Linked DNA regions of Homo sapiens: regions 1, 3, 4 and 5 are each linked to region 2. Evidence: chromatin contacts called from ENCODE Hi-C or POLR2A ChIA-PET data. All regions are on one chromosome and are shown on one strand. The core of a region is the stretch at or near the end of the contact, and the rest is flanking DNA. Distances in the headings are between cores, read along the strand shown.

Region 1 (2,700 bases), core at 33-2,532, 230 kb after region 2:
ATTTCCAGAAGGCAGGCCCCTGATTGTTTTGCTCACCTGAGCAATGTCTCTTCAGCACCCAGCGCAGGCCCCATGAGCACAAGTACTCACAGAATAGAGAAACGAAGGCATGCCCAGCACCCTAGAGGAAGGACTGTCATAAAGAAAGAAAGAAAGAAAGTCACATTTCTGAGAACTACTGTGTGCATGTGTGCATCAGAGTGTCCTAATGTCAAATCACCTCTGTTGAGTCCCTCATAGGGTAAAACTTTCAGGGAGGGCCAGGATGTCTGCAGAAACGTTTCAGGTCCACATTTCTCCAAAGATAGAATGCACAGCTTTTAGAGACAGCTGACCTTCCATTGCTAGGGGCTTCTTAGTGGAAGTGTGCTGGAGACCATGGCTGGGGAACTGGGCTCAGTGAATTGCCATATCCTTTTCTAAACAAATGATTTTAGAATTTTATGACCAGGTGTTACCATAGTAAGACCTGCTCAGTAAAAAAACAAACAAACAAACAAACAAAAACAAAAAACACTATAGGGCTCTATCCAAGGTGCTTGTCTAACTCTCTAACCCCAGTTTCAATTTCTCGCCCTTAGGGGCAAATTGGCAGGTTGTCCCCTGCTCCTCCTGGCCCACACAGCCTTGCTTATTTGTCTCTGTGTGATTTCCTTCTGAGGTATGGCCTCAACATTCCTCTCAACATAGAGTCTGGAGAGCCACATCTGTAGACCTGTCTGGGCTCATGGGAAGTTGACTTGCGCTGTGAAGCTCTTGTAGGGCCACCTGCCACACCCCTCTGATGACAGGGGTCACTCACTGGGCTTGAATCTTCCCTTTATTTCTAAATTCACTTTTTTCTTCTCATTTGTCTGCATTTCCTTTTCTTCTATTGTCATGGTTCTCAGACTTGCAGGTGCTTCAGATCACCTTTGGCACTTGTTAAAACACAGCTTGCTGGGCCCCAGCACCAGAGTTTCTGATTCAGTAGGGAATTTGCATTTCTAACAGATTCTAGGTGATGCTGCTGTGGCTGGCCAGGGGGGCCCGCCTTGAGAGCCACTGCTGTGCTGTGACCCAGGGTGTAAGAGAGAAGCACCTACTGACCATGGACCCATGGCCAGGAACTCCGCATGGAAAAGGACAGCAGGGGTAGCCGCCCACAGGGAAGAAGCGAGCTGCTGCCAAGTGAAACCTGTGGCCAGCCCCACCTTTCTTAGCAATTCAAGCTCTGAATCAAAGTTCAGGCCAACCTTGGGAATTGTGGTTTTTAGCAACTTTGCTGAAACCAAAAACATTGCCCAACTTGAAGTGTCAAAAGCCTGCATCAAGCACTGGCTCTTCCTCTTTTCTTCCGTAGGAGCCTCCACTCCTCCGTATATGAAAGTTTCAACTGCTGTCGTCCTGAGGGTTTGGCAAGGAGGGACATTCCACAGTTGTGAGATGACTGTGTTCTAGAGAGTTGACAATGCGGCATTTGTGTGTGTGGCGACTTCCTCCATAGAAAAACTCCAGAGAGCCTCCCTTCCGATGCTGCTGATACCCTTCCTTCCCAAGGTTCAGAATCAGGGAGTCCATTTGAGCAGAATCTTAAACAATATCACACACTTATGGAGCCACATCAAGCTGGGACATGCCACTGGGTCTAGAAAAAAATTTTGAGAAAGTATTGCTGTCATAAAGCTGATGTGTTTTGCTGTGTTAGAAGGCAAGATAATCTTGCAGAGACACAGAACCAGATAATTCCTTTTAAAGCAAGGTCATGAATAATATATATAGATAGCCATAGTCGCTGAGGGAAGATAGCAGAAGAAATAAATAGAAGAGCTTTAAAAATTGGAAAGAACTTCATAAGAACAGCAATCTGGGGCCAGTCTTGGGGGAAATTTACTCTTGCAATCTAAAATGTCTGAGGGTAGTATTAGGCATGCTGTAGTGGATGTAATGTTCCAAATTCATGTGGGTCACCTTGAATTATAAGCAGAAGGCTCAACTAGGTTCACTATTCTCAATTTGAGAAGGCAAAGACATGCATACTCCATTCTATTAAGATTTCTACAAAACTAGAGAGGGGAGTATGGCTTAGCGATTAAAAGCCAAGAGTGTAGAGCCAGGCTGCCTGGATTTGAATACCAGTTCTTCCACCTACCAGCCATGTAATTCTAGGTAATCTATTGGATGTCTCTGAGCCTCAGTATTGTCATCAGTAAAATGGAAAAATGATAGTTCCTACTTTATGTCGTTTTTAGGAAGACAAAAAGCTTCAATATATGTAAAGTGCTTTGAATGGCACATATTACAACGTTGTTTATTAAATATCTGCTATAGTAGTTAATGAAGTACTGTAGTTATTTGTTAAATAAATACTCGAAGTTGAATTTTAGATGGGTCATGCTTTTAGCCATAACATTCTGTTATGGAGAGAATTCCTATGCTGTGGGAGCTCCATATTTTCTGAAACTGGTAGGAAATCAGAAGTCTTGGCTGTTATCCTCTAAGTAGAGAGAACATGGGCCTTGGAGTCCAACAGGTTTAGGTGCAAATCCTGGCTGTGCCAGTTCCAGTTCGATGACCCTGGGCAAGACGACCACCCTCAGTGAACTTCAGTCTTGTACTCTCTGACATAAATGTCAATGATTTAATTAAAGCACCTGATAAAATTTGAAATATTCACGAAGCCATCTCTAAGTGGGGGCTCATGTCAGTGTGGGTGGCAGG
Region 2 (2,700 bases), core at 160-2,659:
AACAGAGCAATAAGCAACAACCTGTCTCAAATAAAAGAAAAAAAAGAAAAAAGAAAGAAAGAAAAGAAAAGAATGCATTTTTATCCAGAAGATGGCGTGGTCAGTATCACTGGAGCCTGTCATTCTACCCAGATCCTTTCCCCAGCATATGTTAGATTTCCATTTGGATTCAGGCAGAATGAGTTCAAATCCCAGCTCTGTACGGACCATCTCTGTGACTCTGTGGAAATTGTTTATTCTATAATATACTTAACTTCTCGGGCTGCTTGTGAAAATTACAGGGGATAAAGTAAGTGAAGTGTCTGGAAAGTGGTGGTTAATTGGTCAGTAGTAATTGCCTTCCCTGGTTGTCAGGGGTCACCCTTTTTTTTAATCTAAAGGGGATGATCTAGACTCCAGTTCTGGGTCTATTTTCCCCCCAAATAAAATCCTATCCTCTCAAGAAGTAAAGTAAGAGAACAGTGAAAGTGTCGATGTCTATAATATTACCTAAATGTCTCCTGGGATACTGTGAATGGAGTGAGGGAGTTCATAAAAAATTCTAGCATTTCATTCATTTTCAGCTGCTGTCTCTGATATATGGAAGGCTGTAATTTCACAAGGAAGTGAAACCTTACCTCCTACCAGGTGTCAGTATATTTTAAGCAAAGAGATATTACAACTCGGGAATTATTGAAAACCTATGTTCTTTCCCTGCAATTGCTCGAGGCAGATTTTGAAAGCCACATTTTGAAATCAGCCTATGACGTCATCAGAACTAGCTGTAATCGAGGTGACACAGTTGATGACTCTCTGGGTAGGGCTGGTGTGGGAGATAGTGATAAACATTTGGCCTGAAGAAAGCTGGAAGACAGATCTATTTTTAGATTTTTATTATGCAGTTTTATCTTGAGTCTCTTTAAAATTGTGCAACTCTCAACTCTCCAAACAAATGAACATTTCATTGCTCTGTATTCTAAAACAATTTCTTAAAAACTTGCTTTCTGTCTTTTTCTCAGCTCTCTATCTCTCAAAAGATTAAAAATCAGAAGGTAAATTGCTTGTGTCCTTTTCATGCACCCAATTTCAGCTCATTTTAAGTGTTTAATTTACTTAAATAGCCTTCAATTCATCTTGGAACTATTTCGACTTAGCAAGAAAATATAAGAACATATACGATTTACTGCCGTAATAGCGTCTTGGAGAGGTATGTAGTGTGTGTGTGCACGTGTGTGTGTGAGTGTGTGTTTGTCTCCCCCAAGGAGCAGCAGCAGTGCCTGGTATTCACTCTGTTCCTATTTTTGTCTTTTGTCATCACTGCTGTAACTGAGCCCACTGTCATCTGGTAGGAATATTTACCCGCTGGATCTGACTTGGCTGGGTAGCGGTGAACACACATCTGGAGTCTAGACTTGGCGGCTCTGTGGGCAGGCTCGCAGCCCAGGGCTCCATCAGCCCCAGGGCTCCAACACTCCGGCGCCCTGCTCTGTTGACATAGCTGGTGGGCTGCCTCATCAGTTTCAGCTGCCTGACCCCCTGGTCCCCCAGCCTCCCCCATCCCTGCCATATCCCAGCTCTGTGCACTTTGGAGAGCCACCAGAGGAGCGCCTCTTCTGCTTCCTTCTGCGAGCCCCCTCTACTCAGGATGCTTTGCTGGAGAAGAAGGGAAGGAGGAATCCACGTTAATGTGAAACCTGCAGACAGTGATTCTGCTTCAGAGATAAGGGGTTGCTTTGGATGGGAGAGGAGCTCTGATAAAAGCACTAAGCGTAAGAAAGAAAAAATCTGATGGGGTAAAACAGATATATACCTTGGAATATATGATTTGGGTTTAAATCTTATACCCAGCTGTTACACCAGATGTGTGGCCTGGAAAGTCTTTGAGGCTCAAATTCATTATCTATAAATTCAGGGGAAGAGTGATGACCGCAATAAGTTGTTGGGCAGGATACAAACCTGAATAAAGACAAAAGGTCTAGTTCAATGTCTGCCTTAAAGCGACAAATAAAAATCAGTTCCCTTTTTCCTGGTCAATGTTTCATTTACACAAGTCAGAGTGATTCTTTGACCCAAGGCAAGCAAAACATCCTTGAGATTTGCTGAAAATAGAGGGCGCTTGGGGGAAACATTCATGTGAAATGAGAAGTTTTTGAAAAAGATCCCACAGCAATATCTGCTTTTAGATAGAAGGTAACAGAGACAGAGGCGATCACATTCTTGTGGCGGCAGCATTTCCCATGTGGGATCTTGTTTTCTCTTGTCTATTTTTATAAAATGATACTAGCGTGAGGCTTTGATAATGGGTTGGTGACTTCTATAGAATGAGGCTGAGCCCCCTGGGAGTTGAGGCTCCCCTGAAACGTCAATTTTGAGATTTGAGAGATTCTTAATACACATGCATTGGTCTATGCGTTAACAGCAATGGGTTCTTAGTGTATTTCCCTCACAAGGAGGCTAAATCACACTGTTTACAGTTATTTGCATATGTGTCTAATCAGTTATATCTGCAATAAAATGATACCTAAATCAATTTCTTGCAAAAAGAATTATTTGGATGTCTACCCAGCAAACAAAAGTGTTTGAGAAATTATAAGTTTCTTTTGAAAGTCTATTTTATTATACTGTGGTTGGCAAACCACGGCCTGCAGCCCACAGACAGAAACTGTGGATCTGCATCCAAGCCTGAAATATGTATCCTCTGGTTCTTTACAGAAATGTTTG
Region 3 (2,700 bases), core at 162-2,661, 160 kb before region 2:
TATCTCACTTACTTAATTGTGTCCACAATAGATGAAGCTAAAGTCATCCCCGCTTGCTGGCTTTACGGATCGCCTGCACTTCCAAAATTAGAGCAGTTGCTGTCTAGACCGACTGACAGGTGTTCAGTTCAAGCTGTGATCTCCTTGGCCTGCAGGACCACTCTTTGTGAAAAATGCCATCCCCATTCAGGCTGGGGAGATGCATTTAATCTTGGTGCTGCTTGCAGACAGACTTTAAAAAGCTGTCCCAAGAATACATCTTTGCCAGTAGTTTAGTATGTCAAACTGAGGACGAGAACCGTGCTCTATTCTTAAGATGCAACGATTTGTGGATTGGGAAGATTAGCCAAAAAGAAAGCTGGAGGTCAGGAAGGCGGCCAGGCCTTGGTGTGGGAGCCCAGCCACCCCTGTGAGATTGGGGAAGGGCACGGTGGCCATGGAAAAGCACCATGGGCCTGGTGTGGTGGCGCACACCTATAATCCCAGCACTTTGGGAGGCCGAGGTGGGTGGATCACTTGAGGTCGGGAGTTTGAGACCAGCCTGACCAACATGGAGAAACCTTGTCTCTACTAAAAATACAAAATTAGCCGGGCATGGTGGCATGTGCCTGTAATCCCAGCCACTTGGGAGGCAGAGGCAGGAGAGTCGCTTGAATCCGGGAGGCAGAGGCTGTGGTGCACCAAGATCGCACCATTGCACTCCAGCCTGGGAAACAAGAGCAAAACTCCATCTCAAAACAAGAAAGAAAAAAAAAGAAAAGCACTGTGAGGAAGGGCACACCCCAGGGTGGCCGTTTTGTGGCTTAGTGAGATGTGACTGTCCAGAATCCTTTGTTTATTTAATAATTGTATACAATATTTTTTTGTGGAAAATAACATCCTTATCAGGAGTTGGGGAGGGAGTCCTTGTGGAAAGGAGAGGCCTGAAGAATGAAGTTACAATATTCTTCCCCGAGAGGCTGGGTCCGGTGAGATGAGCGTGTCAGGTATAATGTGGTATCTTGGAAACTTGGAAACTCTAAGTATGCTGTTACTTTTTTAAAAAGGCATTCAGGCCAGGCGCAGTGGCACACACCTGTAGTCCCAGCTACTCGGGAGGCTGAGGCAGGGGAATCGCTTGAACCCGGGAGACAGAGGTTGCAGTGAGCTGAGATTGTGCCATTGCACTCCAGCCTGGGTAACAGAGTGAGACTCAGTCTCGGGGAAAAAAAAAAAAGAAAAAGGCATTCACCATCATCGCCTTCCATTGCCCAGACAATGGAGCAGAGCATGGAGGGTGGGGGCCAGCCCTGGGTGGTGGAATGACCCCGTGCGTGTCTGGCTGTGACACGTGCGGCAGCTCAGTAGTCCACAAGCAATGCCGCCACAGGACCAAGCCTGAAGGTTGACTCAGGACTCGTCATGTGCGTCAAGAAAACTGAGGAGAGGATAATTTATGGCATGTGCTCTGAGATTCCCTTAAATAGAAAAGACCAGCCGTTCAGCCTTTCTCAGTGTGTCCGCTCTCTCCCGTGCCTCTCACTGAATGGCTGGGAAACACAGACCTACAAAAACCAGCAGGAAGAAATTCCGGTGCAAGCGCAATGTCCAGATTATCACACGGTCCCACGTTCCTTCCTACAGACGCCCACCCCGCAGAATGACTGCAAGGCTCAGGGAGGCGAGGGGCATGGAAACACCTGGCTCACTGTCTGGTGCCTGGCTGGGCCTCAGTCAATCTTCCTTTCCTTCCCCAGAGTGAAATGTGACCACTGATACCTCCCTTCATATACCAAAGAAGGAGCTTATTTAATAAACCCCAGGTAATAATTCACTTTAGAATGCACGCTAAATTATAATTTATACATATCTTATTTTTAAACTGAGCACTGCATTAAATTTTAACTTTGAACAAAATGAAAATTAATTAAATTCCTCAGTGTATACTGAGTAGATATTGAAAATGTTCAGAGTAAGGTTCTGGAAATTACGACATTTACAAAGGATAAAACACAACTGGAAGATGGCGAATGGGCTGTTACCAGGTGGGCTGACTAAATTCCCTGCAGTAACTCACTGGTTTAAAAGTGACACTTGTAGCCTCAGAAGATGCTGGAGTTAGAATCACAGAGAATTGTTAGGTATGTTGGAGATAACACATATACAAATGTTTTAAAAAATCAAAATTGTACTGGATTTTCATTAAATCAGCTTAATTAAAACTATTTGCTGAAGTTATCACAGCTATGCATCTACTTTCCTTAAAATAATAAATATTTTAAGGGCTGTATTGAACAACTTGCTGTCAACCCCAAAAAAGTAAACTTAAAGAGGCTTTGTGGCCGGGCACGGTGGCTCACGCCTGTAATCCCAACACTTTGGGAGGCCCAGGCGGGCGGATCACGAGGTCAGGAGATTGAGACCATTCTGGCTAACACGGTGAAACCCCGTCTGTACTAAAAAATACAAAAAAAAAATTAGCCGGGCGTGGTGGCGGGCGCCTGTAGTCCCAGCTACTCGGGAGGCTGAGGCAGGAGAATGGCGTGAACCCGGGAGGTGGAGCTTGCAGTGAACCAAGATTACGCCACTGCAGTCCAGCTTGGGGGACAGAGCCAGACTCCGTCTCAAAAAGAAAAAAAAAAAGCCTTTGTGTTTGGATGGAGAGGACAGATTGTGTGTGTGTGTGTGTGTGTGTGTGTGTGTGTGTGTGTGCGCGCGCCT
Region 4 (2,700 bases), core at 90-2,589, 250 kb before region 2:
AAAGACATACCAGAGACTGGGCAATTTACAAAAGAAAGAGGTTTAATTGGATTTTCAGTTCCATATGGCTGAGAAGCCTCACAATCATGGCAAAAGGCAAGGAAGAGCAAGTCACATCTTACATGGATGGCAGCAGGCAAAAGGAATGAGAGCCAAGCAAAAGGGGTTTCTCCTTATAAAACCGTCAGGTTGAGACTTATTCACAACCACAAGAACAGTATGGGAGAACCACCACCATGATTCAATTATCTCCCACCAGGTCCCTCCTACAACAACGGGAATAATGGGAGATACAATTCAAGATGAGATTTGGCTGGGGACACAGCCAAACTATATCAGTGGCCTCAAAGCAGATTTTACTGAACAAATATCTAAGAATATCTAAGGGAGCTCAGGGATGGTGATCACCACTCACTTGGCAAAAATTTGTTGTTCATCCACTAAGCAACAGTCTCTGTGCCGGGTGCCAAGGATGCAGGGATCAATAATGGTTCTAGGTTGAACAAAACCTAAAATGTTAGAAAATAACATCAGATTTTGGATATCAGGACAGAGGGACTGTGAAAAAAATCCTACCACCCTTTGTGCATACAGGGCTATTCCCATCTGAACCGATGTTAAGGAAACCAGCTCTCAGAGGCGTATTGTTTGGAGTACATTGAGTTATCCATCTGGTCCAGCTTATGTAAATACCTAGCACTGCTGGGTGTCCCAGGGTCATCTCATGTAAGGATGCAAAATTTTATCTTTGGGTAAATTTATCTTTGGACACTCTGTCCACTATTTCAGTAGCAAAGGAAGTTCAACTACAAAAATCTAGTTTTCTAAAAACAGGGAGTAATCATTATTCTTTTCTTTACAATTCCATTATGCAGAAATCTATCCTGGAGTAGTTTTCAGGGTATTTATTTTTATTTTAAAAAACTACTTATAAAATAAGTGTTTTCTAGGGTCATAGTACATTCAGGGTAGCGAAAGGTAGGGACCAACTCTAGGTTAGATTCTGCAGTATTTATTCTTTTTATTTAAGCACCAATTAATGGGATAAGACCTTTATGTCTCTGGTAAAACCCAAGCAGTGCTTCCTGAAGGATTTGAGTCGTTAATTGGCTTCAGGGTTGAAGCTTAGCAGGGAAGCCACTCTTCCATTACACGGGAGTTGCTGCTAGCCAGAAGCCAGATCCCGACAGGAACATCTGACATCACCTCTCAGCCGGGTGCGGCCAGTGCCCAGCTCCGGGTCCTGGCCAGAGTACGGGTGGCTGGCAGGGACGTGCCCTTCCGCACATTGCCCCGATCTCCAGAAGGCTCTCTGCAGTGGATTCTCTGTGACATAGCCTGCTTGAAGCAGGGATCTGAGCTTTGCGACAGCAGCTCGTGGCCAAGAGCCAGTCCAAGTTCTACACGTGGCCACACTCGAGGGCATGCTAATTAGGACATTTGGACTGTATTTTATTAATGGCCTTTGGCAAAAGTCCACTAAGAACTCTGATGCCTATACCACTGGCAAGTGAGATTCCAAATTTGCTGTTCTCCCCAAAGCCACCACAGAGAAGCTTTTGGTAAGACTGCGAGCTCTCCCAGATGCACCAACGGCTTCAAAAAGGGGGAAATAAAAATCCAACTTTCCCTTCTGAAACAGATATACTGTTGGCTGAAGAGATTTTTTTTGCTTTGAAAAAATGTCATTGATAAATCCTGAAGCTAAATGTAGAAATTCTAGAGAGAAAAATCATGATTGGATCAGATCTTTTTTTATAAAGCCAAAGAAAATGTACTGGAAAATTCCTAGTAACTGAAAGTAACTTTTGTGAAGTCAGGAACTTCCAAACTAAACACATTTACAAATCCAGCCCTCTGCTGAGTAATTCTGAGCAAAGTGATTTGAGTGTGGCATTCAGTGAAATCTTATTTTTGCTATGCAAATCAGCTAGGGCATTTATGAGTGACAATAACACGAAGTTGATCTGCAAATCGGGTATTAGCTGTGTTGAAGATTTTCCTTTTTGCCAGTCCTAGGAAAGCTTTAGTATCTCCATAGATGAATTTATTTACTTTGTCATCATCTATTTCTCGAGCTCCGGCTGGTTGATAGGCTCTGAGTAAGTGCTGGGATATGGGCGTGAAGGAAGCAGACAGACCTGCCTTCACGCTTACGTGCTCTGTGGGGAACAGAGACTGGATTCAAAAATAAAATGTGTGCTTTATTCCACAGGCATTTATTGAGTTTCTGTGCTGTCCTATGGAGGAAGGAAAGATGACAGGGTCCAGGAGTGTGGTCAAGGCCTCTCCTGGCTGGCCAAGTGTTGACCCCAGGGTGGAGGTATAGACATGCATGTTGTGTTTCGAGGGTGGGTTTTGAGGATGAAGACCCAACTCACATGTTGCCAAATGCACAGTGTTTGAGGACAGGGTGAGGCTACAGGGAAGGAGGGCCTCGTGTTGGGAGGGAAGACCTGAGACTTCTAGAAGCCCGTGGCTTCCTCTGGGAACATTCCTGTGGGCAGCAGGGCCTGGCTGCTGATGGTCACCCAAGTGTCCTCAGCAACTCCTCCCTCCCGATGCCTGCTCAGCTTGCCTAGCCTGGCCTGCACAGCAGGAGAGGGGGCCAGCTGTCTCTTCCAGCCCCTGGCCTGCTCCTGCTCTTCTCCAGGAGGGGAGAGGCAGAAGCCCGGTGCCTGGGTGTGTTGTATTAACTCC
Region 5 (2,700 bases), core at 147-2,646, 220 kb before region 2:
GCTTCTCAGGGAAGAGGCAGCGCAGGAATTGGTCTTTGATGAATAGCAGAATCTGAACAGCAATGGAGGAGAGACCAGAAGGTGAGAGTCCAGGAGGGGCACAGTGTGGGCTGTGCACAGAGGGCAAGGGACCCCATGGGGCCCTGACTTGCTTGCTCTTCTTGGGTTGGTTCATGGGGTGAAGGGCTTGGGGCCTGGGCTCTCCTGTTGAACTGCAAAGAGGTTGAGCAGCATGGCAGTACTACAGGCCCTTCGCCCCTCCAGCCCCCTCCAGTCATGCTCTCCTCTCTGCCCAAAGTCCCTCTCTCCTGCTCATTCTGTTTCAATTTTTTTTGTTTGTTTTTTTTGTTTTTGTTTTTTTTTTAATTTTAGTTTTATTTTGTTTTTAGAGACAGGGTCTTGCTCTCTTCCAGGCTGGAGTGCAGTGACATGATCATAGCTCATTGCAGCCTTGACTTCCATGGGCTTAAGGAATCCTCCTGTCTCAGCCTCTAGAGTAGCTGCAACCTCAGGTGTGTAGCAGTAAACTTGGCAACTTTTCTTGGGGGGGGGGTACAGACAGGGTCTTTTTATGTTGCCCAGGCTGGTCTCAAACTCCTGGCCTTGAGCGATCCTCCCACCTTGGCCTCCCAAAGCGTAAGCCACCATGCCTGCTCTCTGTTTCAATCTTAATCCCAAAGCCTGGTCCATCCTCTGTAGCCAGGAGCTCTTCTCTGCACCTCCAAGTTGGGATAAATAAATGCCACTGCTCTGCACTCACCTCCACTGAGCACTTCCCACACTTCTGATGTGGCAAATGCCAATTAGATAGTCAGGGCACACGGGCCAAACAAGCTCAGCTGAACAGAACCTGTTTAGGTAGACTGGGTATAAACAGCACCTTGAAGGAACTGTAATTCTGGCAGCTTATGGGTACTGAATCCCAAAATGGATTTAAGGGCAACAGCAGCCCATGAAACAGTTGGGGTGAATGAATGAAACACAGCAAAGCAAATCGCCCCTTGGCATTAGTGTGACAGAACCGAGTGCACATTTGGGTTCTTTTGCTTATTAACAAGAAGACTGTGAGAAACTTCTTTTTGTAGCCTTAGTTTTTTTTACTTCATGGAATTCTTGGGTGTACAGTGCCCGGCCACAGCTCCCTAAATGGATCTATTCCTACACGGATGGGCTGCTGTCTGTTTCTGCAGTGCCAGGATGCCTTCTTTCTGGCGCCTCCAGACGGTGACCTAAACCAGCCTGTGAACTGTGCTCAGTTATGTGGGGAACGTCCTGGAGCCAGTTATGTCTGGTGCACCGGCTGCTGGCCCAACTGTGATGAGGTTAAATATAACATCGATGACTTCACGGGAGCCTGCTGGAGCGGCTGTGCCTCCTGGCACGGCGCCTCCTCTGCCCACTGTCCTGTCCACTGGGCACAGAGCGGCCGGCCAGCGGGTGCAGCTCCTCATCTGCAGAGCCTCTAAAGGACCTTCCTGCTCTGAGATGTCGGGATTCCCCCAGAGGCTAACGGGAGAAGGCAGACATCAGAGCTGTGGTTGCCGTTTCTTCCCTTATTTCAGACCCAAGTGTGTGGGCATCACGTCACATATGTTCCAAAGAGTGGTGTGGGCCTTCTGTGAGGGTTAGAAATGGCCCGGTCCAGGGCAGTTCTGGAGCTTGGGTATGGTGGTGGATGGCAGGGCTGGAACCAGAACCGGGTTTCCGGCCTCCTGGTCCTGTGCTGGGCAAGGCACAGTGCCAGGGCAATCCCACCTTGATGGCACCATTACTCATCCCTAGAGTTCACAACACCAGCTCAGGGCCTCGTCATGGTTGCTGCCAGCATTCCGTGCCAGGAGGAGGGACATGGAATAGGCTCATGGGCAACTTCCTTCCTGGGAGACAGTTTTTTGAACAAGCTGAGCTGACCGGGAAGAGTCCCCCGTGTGGTTCTTGGGGCTGAAATAAGTAAAATAATCCCCACCACTAGCCCCAGGAAAAATAAACAAACAAACAGACAAACAGGCAAAATACCCATTACAAAATCTAAAACCCTTCTTTCTTGAAAACGATACTCCTGCTATTGCTGTTCAAGGACCACCTGCGTGCCCCTTGGGGCCCACTGAGCACCTGCCTTCATTCTCTCCTTCATTTACGGACTCGGTCCACCCACACAGCTCACAAACCCAGGTCATCTAGGGCCCTGGATGATGGAGTCCACAGAATAAACCCCACATTCTCCTAGTTGCCACCACTCACCACACCCTCCCGTCCTTATCTTTATTCGACTCAAGAGACCAGCAGTTATCGGGCAAGGTGCAGAGGTTGGTACCGTTGGCTTTTGGGCTTCTGTAATGTGCTAGTCTGGGTTCTGCAATTAGAGTCTAACTTCCGAGAGGGTGGAGACTTCTTTCTGTAACCACATCCCACAGCATCCTGATGAAGAGGGATTTTATGAAGTCTTTATTTAATGTTTTAATAATTATTATATAATAAACAAGAAACTTAAAAAAATTAAAAAAACAGTTGTGCTGTATACGTGATGCAAAGTTTTACCTGAGGAAAAGAAGCTTTATTTCTAGTGAGGAAAATAGTGTAATAGTCACAGCTACCATTTCATGTGACACACTCGTGACCTCTAATAATCTCGACAATCCTGCAAGATATGGATGATTATCCCATTTTAAAGATGAGGAATCTGAATTTCACACAGAGTAG

What was found. Hi-C counts contacts between places; a loop is a spot of excess contacts on that map. ChIA-PET counts read pairs that join two places held with the same protein, here RNA polymerase II (POLR2A). Pooled maps may share reads with other maps.
Region 1: a loop to region 2 is called in a map of GM12878, with 8 times the contacts of the local background. The contact joins two enhancer-like sites. A Hi-C loop is called at or near these places in 2 of 168 maps with a recorded cell type or tissue (GM12878 and sigmoid colon), 1 of 37 single-sample maps with no recorded cell type and 7 of 50 pooled maps. POLR2A ChIA-PET finds 5 or more read pairs at or near these places in 1 of 52 experiments (activated T-cell).
Region 3: a loop to region 2 is called in a map of sigmoid colon, with 4 times the contacts of the local background. The contact joins two enhancer-like sites. A Hi-C loop is called at or near these places in 3 of 168 maps with a recorded cell type or tissue (CD14-positive monocyte, aorta and sigmoid colon) and 8 of 50 pooled maps.
Region 4: a map of ascending aorta shows a loop between it and region 2 (8-fold over the local background). The contact joins two enhancer-like sites. A Hi-C loop is called at or near these places in 2 of 168 maps with a recorded cell type or tissue (GM12878 and ascending aorta), 4 of 37 single-sample maps with no recorded cell type and 10 of 50 pooled maps.
Region 5: a map of ascending aorta shows a loop between it and region 2 (3-fold over the local background). The contact joins two enhancer-like sites. A Hi-C loop is called at or near these places in 6 of 168 maps with a recorded cell type or tissue (GM12878, aorta, ascending aorta and 3 more), 5 of 37 single-sample maps with no recorded cell type and 17 of 50 pooled maps. POLR2A ChIA-PET finds 5 or more read pairs at or near these places in 2 of 52 experiments (HEK293 and OCI-LY7).

The regions. Positions count from the first base shown.
Region 1 is chr2:7,772,178-7,774,877 of GRCh38, reverse strand. No RefSeq gene overlaps it. Among named protein-coding and RNA genes, the nearest start is that of LINC01871, 48 kb to the right of the region's middle. RefSeq lists an enhancer at 1,127-1,176. Within about 2 kb of position 1,282, at least 4 of the 41 ENCODE cell types and tissues checked have a DNase peak (open chromatin) inside an H3K27ac peak, as active enhancers do.
Region 2 is chr2:8,002,505-8,005,204 of GRCh38, reverse strand. No RefSeq gene overlaps it. Among named protein-coding and RNA genes, the nearest start is that of LINC00298, 27 kb to the right of the region's middle. Within about 2 kb of position 1,409, at least 14 of the 41 ENCODE cell types and tissues checked have a DNase peak (open chromatin) inside an H3K27ac peak, as active enhancers do; they include ascending aorta, where a contact is called at or near this core.
Region 3 is chr2:8,161,487-8,164,186 of GRCh38, reverse strand. The region is part of intron 7 of LINC00299 (long intergenic non-protein coding RNA 299); the gene reads left to right. Among named protein-coding and RNA genes, the nearest start is that of LINC00299, 170 kb to the left of the region's middle. Within about 2 kb of position 1,411, at least 2 of the 41 ENCODE cell types and tissues checked have a DNase peak (open chromatin) inside an H3K27ac peak, as active enhancers do.
Region 4 is chr2:8,247,939-8,250,638 of GRCh38, reverse strand. The region is part of intron 7 of LINC00299 (long intergenic non-protein coding RNA 299); the gene reads left to right. Among named protein-coding and RNA genes, the nearest start is that of LINC00299, 79 kb to the left of the region's middle. Within about 2 kb of position 1,339, at least 7 of the 41 ENCODE cell types and tissues checked have a DNase peak (open chromatin) inside an H3K27ac peak, as active enhancers do; they include ascending aorta, where a contact is called at or near this core.
Region 5 is chr2:8,218,852-8,221,551 of GRCh38, reverse strand. All of the region lies in intron 7 of LINC00299 (long intergenic non-protein coding RNA 299), which reads left to right. Among named protein-coding and RNA genes, the nearest start is that of LINC00299, 110 kb to the left of the region's middle. Within about 2 kb of position 1,396, at least 3 of the 41 ENCODE cell types and tissues checked have a DNase peak (open chromatin) inside an H3K27ac peak, as active enhancers do; they include ascending aorta, where a contact is called at or near this core.